2 separate regions of the Mus musculus genome follow, and region 1 is linked to region 2. The links are chromatin loops, found by intact Hi-C in ENCODE. Cell type or tissue: gastrocnemius. All regions are shown on one strand.

The links. Hi-C counts contacts between places; a loop is a spot of excess contacts. Peaks named below come from ENCODE experiments on the same cell type or tissue, not always from the same donor. Only the 100,000 strongest peaks of a DNase experiment are listed, where the experiment ranks them.
Region 1: it touches region 2 in a loop (4-fold over the local background); 22 of 42 quality-filtered maps call a loop at or near these places.

The regions. Positions count from the first base shown.
Region 1 is chr4:144,877,318-144,879,817 of GRCm38, forward strand. It overlaps a transcript of Vps13d not described here. Among named protein-coding and RNA genes, the nearest start is that of Dhrs3, 15 kb to the right of the region's middle. In gastrocnemius, a CTCF peak has its summit at 1,531; no DNase peak of the experiment used is centred here; H3K27ac peaks cover 397 bases.
Region 2 is chr4:144,764,509-144,767,008 of GRCm38, forward strand. It overlaps Gm25938 (a small nuclear RNA gene), which reads right to left and starts at 1,284; the gene lies at 1,119-1,284. In gastrocnemius, a CTCF peak has its summit at 1,405 (motif pointing right); a DNase peak (open chromatin) is centred at 1,412.

The DNA.
Region 1 (2,500 bases), 110 kb after region 2:
TGTTTGGTTGGTTGCTTGGTTGGTTGGGTTTTATTTTTTTCAAGACAGGGCCTCACTATTTAGCTCTGGCTGTCCTGGAACACATTGTGTAGATCAGGCTGGCCTCAAACTCAGAGATCTGCCTGCTTCTATCATCCAAGTGCTGGGATGAAAGGCATGGCCAGCTCTACTTTTATTATTTTTAATTATTTTATACATCAACGTATGGGTATGCACACATGAGTGTGGGATAGTAGACAGTGCCAGGAAACTCCATAAGGCTGAGCAGGATCCAGAGTCCTCGGCACCAGGTACCCACCTGAAATGGTAGGCAGCTCCCTGCTCCATGCCGGATTCCTGGCCCAGAACACATGCCACAATTCCCACATAAGGAAACATGGCCTGTGGTCACATAGCCCAAAACAGAGTTCTCCATGCTAATCAGGTATCTAGAGGCCCCGAGAGTCTAGCTAATAAGCTCTTCTTCCCAGACAGTCTTTCTTGCAAAAGGTATTTAATCTCTGATTCACCATAAGAAGGTGGTATAGACCCATTTCCCATGATGAACAATCAGTTATCAGTTTGGAACCGAGGACTGTCCCTTTTATCAAGAACTACTGTGGAGAGTATGGAGAAGGCCTTCGAATACTGAGCCATGCTCCATCTAAACCTCCCATAGGAAGCCCCTCTGTGCTCTCAGAGAACCACAACCAAGCTAAGGACAATCACCAATGAGCTAAACTGGAATTCCCATTTCCCTGGCTTGTCATCAGCCTCTGTCGGTGGTCCCCAACTCCTCAAGACCCAGAGATAGATGCCTATATGTCCAAGAGTTTGAGAGTCCCCAGTCCCGGCCTCGAATCGGGCCATACTTCTCTGTGTGGTTTTCCAGCAGCAACTGGATGCCCAGGAACTTAAATTCCTCAGCTTGGGCTACGTTTTCCCACCCCCTGAGCAGTGTCTCGGTGTTTCCCTATAATCTATCGGTGCAGGATAAACAAAGTCAAGAGCTCCCTGAGTTTCGCCTCCCCAGAGGCACTTCTACACCCCAGCGGTGTGGCAGAACATGGATACATTGCACACATGCATGAGTGCAAGTGTTCATGGAGGCCTGACACATATATCAAATACACAGGAGCTGGAGGACACACGGCTGTAAAGCTGTGAGCTACCAAGGTATAGTGGGCACATCGATAATCCTAGCACTGAGGACATAGGAGGACTCTAGGGGCCAGCCAGCCTAGCTGAAATGGCATACTCCAAGTCCACTGAAGAGACCCTATCTCAAAATTTAACGTGGAGAAGTGGTAAAGAAAGCTATCCTGAAGCCAACCTCTGGCCTCCACATGTGCTTTTGAGGGCAAGCACACCTAAACATACATGTGCCAAACACACACACACACACACACACACACATACACACACAGGAAAACAGAAGTAGTATCTCTATACCATCAAACTTAACAGGAAAGCCATTTAAAGATCAAGATATGTCTTAGCCCCTTGTGACCAGAGTTTTATCTTATCAGATTGTAGGTCCATCCAAGATACCTCTAGAGGGGGCTGGAGAGATGGCTCAGTGGTAAAGAGCACTGGCTGCTCTTCCAGAGGGCCTGAATTCAATTCCCAGCAACCACATGGCAGATCACACCTGTCTGTAACTCTGGTACCAGGGCATCTGATACCCTCACACACACATACATGCAGGCAAAACACCAATGAACATAAAATAAAAATAAATTATATATTTCTAAAACAGAGGAAAAACCAACCTAGACATCTCTTTGGAGCCATCCTACAATCCAAGTCATCAAAGAGAAAGAGAGAAAAAAACATCTCTTAGCAAGAGTGAGTGTGTGTGTCTGTGTGTGTCTGTCTGTGTGTCTGTCTGTGTGTCTGTGTGTTAACTGTCCATGTAAATATGTGTATTATATGTATTATATGTGTCCATGCAAATGTGTGTATAATGTATGCATGCAGGTACATGCATGTGTGTGGAGGCCAGAGGCAGTTAGTTACTGAGTGTCTTCATCAGCCATCCTCCATCTTAGTTTTTGAGGCAGCATTTCTCAGTAACCTGAAGCTCACCAATTCATCTAAGCCCAGCTTCCCAGTGGATCCAGGAATCTGCCTGTTTCCATTACCCCATCTATCAGATTGCAGGCACATACCACTTCACCCAGCCTTTACATAGTCCTAGGGAACCAAACACAGATCCCCATGGCAACTGCTTTACTCAGTAAGCCCTCTGTCTCCAGCGCCTAAAGGTCTCCTGTTAATAAACTCCAATTCTGCTTCATTCTGGCTCATGCTGAACTTGTTTTCTGAAGTGAAATGCATGATTTCTTCCCCAGCCTTTTAACTCCCTAATCAATTGTGAAAAAAAAAAAATGGATCTGTTCCTACACCTCTTGGTGACAAGGACACAGCTCCACACTGCCACCCTCAGCACTCTGGGGAGTTGCTTGTGGTTTTAGGGTGGGGGTGGGGGACTTCAAGTCAGTGCAAACTGGGATTTGTG
Region 2 (2,500 bases):
GTCTCACATGGAACAAAGCTGAATGGTGTCCTGTGTCTGAGTCTTCTTTAGCTTCTCTTGAATCTATTGGTTCCAACCCTTGCCCTCAGCCAGGGATGGTTCCTTGCACTCTTTTTGGTTTTTTGTTTGTATGTTTGGTTGGTTGGTTGGTTGGTTTGGTTTGATTTGGGGGTTTGAGGTTTTTTTGGTTTTGGTTGTTTTGGGGCTTTTTTTTTTTTGGTTTTTTTAGACAAGGTTTCCCTGTATAGCCCTGGCTGTCCTGAAACTCACTCTGTAGACCTAGATGGCCTCAAATTCAGAAATCTGCCTGCCTCTGCATCCCAAGTGCTGGGATTAAAGGCATGTGCCACCACTGTCTGGCCCCTTGCACTCTTTTACCTGTTTCTGGGACCATTTTCCTCCTAGTGGATTGCCTCATCCAGCCTAACCATGAAGGGATGTGCCTAGTCTTGTTGTAACTTGATATGCCATGTTTAGGTGGTATCCCTGGAAGTCCTCTCTTTTTCTGAAGGGAAACATAGGAAGAGTAGATCTGGTGGAGGGGCAGGGGAGGGAAGGCATGTGGAGGAGAGGAAGGGGGGTAAACTGTGGTTAGTATATAATATACGATAAAAATAATATATGTTTAAATATATTATTTAAATGTGCTTGGGACAGGCTGCCTCTCTCAGGGTGTTGGCCCTCCTAAAATCCACGAAAGAGGCTATGCTTAATAGTGATAGAGCAAAGAAAAAAGACAGGTGGAGTATAAGAAGGTACTACAAGAAGAAAGACATTCCATGTTCACGAATTAGTTGGCTGACCAACTTTGCAGTACTTCCCCAGTCAACCCAGTCAAGAGCAAACTCTACAGACATAGTCCCTTCACTGCATATATCTCTTTAAAAAAAACAGAAAACTGCTATAAGCCACCAAGGATAAATGGGACTAGATAGTTTTTCTGTCAGGCTCTTATTTCTGTTGCTTTTATCTATACAAAAGAACTAACTATACACAAGACATCGAATTCTCCACATGAGTCTTTAGAAGAAAACCAGCCATTTAACTCCATCCTCAAATCCTGAACGCAAGGGAAATCATGTGTTGTTTTAAGCCAATGCATTTGTTTTAGTTTTACTAAGGAGAAAGTGGGAATTCATTTCTCCATTAACAAAATTATACAGTATAGTTTCCCACTTTTAGGGAAATACCAGGGGTGTGCATACCCAGAGTGCAGTGGATAAGCCTCACCCTGGGTAGGGCACTTTACTCATGGTCATGATGTCTTCCCTCTTAGGTAATTTGTAAGCCAGTTTATTTGTAAAAATGAATTCCAGAAGCCAGAGAAATCTAACAAAATTCAACAGAAGCTGAGCTGCTCTACTGAAAGAAGTACAGTGATGCTGTTAGCACAAGAGACACAGGCCACAAGGTGGCATCATTCTACAGAGAACGAGAAAGCCACGGAGAGTGTAGGAAAGATGAATATATGACAGGGACACTGAAGCCTGTCTTCAGAGAAATAGATGCATGTTTTAGCTATGAATTTTCTTGCCACATCTTGGGTTCTCCTGAAAACACTAGAAACACATACATTCAAGTGTGATTCAGTATCAGGTCCTTTTATGAAGTGCCCACTACCATTTGGGTATTTTTACTTCTCAGGGCTGGAAAGAAGATATGGGGTAAAGAACAGATGTTTCTCTTGGATAGGACCCATGTTCAGTTGTTAGTACCTATGTCAACTGGCTCACAATGCCTATAAACACAGCTCTAAGGGATCCTATACCTCTACAGGCACCTGCACTCACAGGCACAGATCCCTACTTAGACACTCATTCACACACATAATTACAAATAAGACAAATCTTTTCCTGAGCAACACCTGTATAATGACAGCACCAAGAAGCTGGCTAATAGAGGAAGATACTTTAGGGGGACTCATCCCCTAGACAAAGAACTACAGACAAGTAAGGACTAGTAAGAGAGAGAGAGAGAGAGAGAGAGAGAGAGAGAGAGAGAGAGAGAGAGAGAGAGAGAGAGAGAGAGAGAGAGAGAGAGAGAGAGAGAGAGAGAGAGAGAGAGAGAGAGAGAGAGAGAGAGAGAGAGAGAGATAGTCTAGTTTAGGAACAAGGCCCTAATTATTTGTACTCTACCAGTGGTCAGTCCTGAAATCATGTATATACAAGCAACAGTAAACTAACTCAGCAGGTATAGATACATGAAACGTAACAAGGATGCTCATAGAAAATGAGGCCAATAATTCAAGTCATATTAGGAGGAGGGACATGCAAGGAGCTGAATGAGAGGGGTTGGAGGGAAGAAAATGAAGGAAGACTATAAATGGTGTGATTACACTTGAAAATGTCAAGGTCTACCCCTAGTGATGTAATTCATTCCTGTGAGGCTGCAACACCCCCTTGTAAACTCCCTAAATAGCCCCACTAACTGCCGAACAACTATTCACATAATGGGTGATATACTACCCCAAATATCAACAGGAGCGTGACAATGGGGCTTC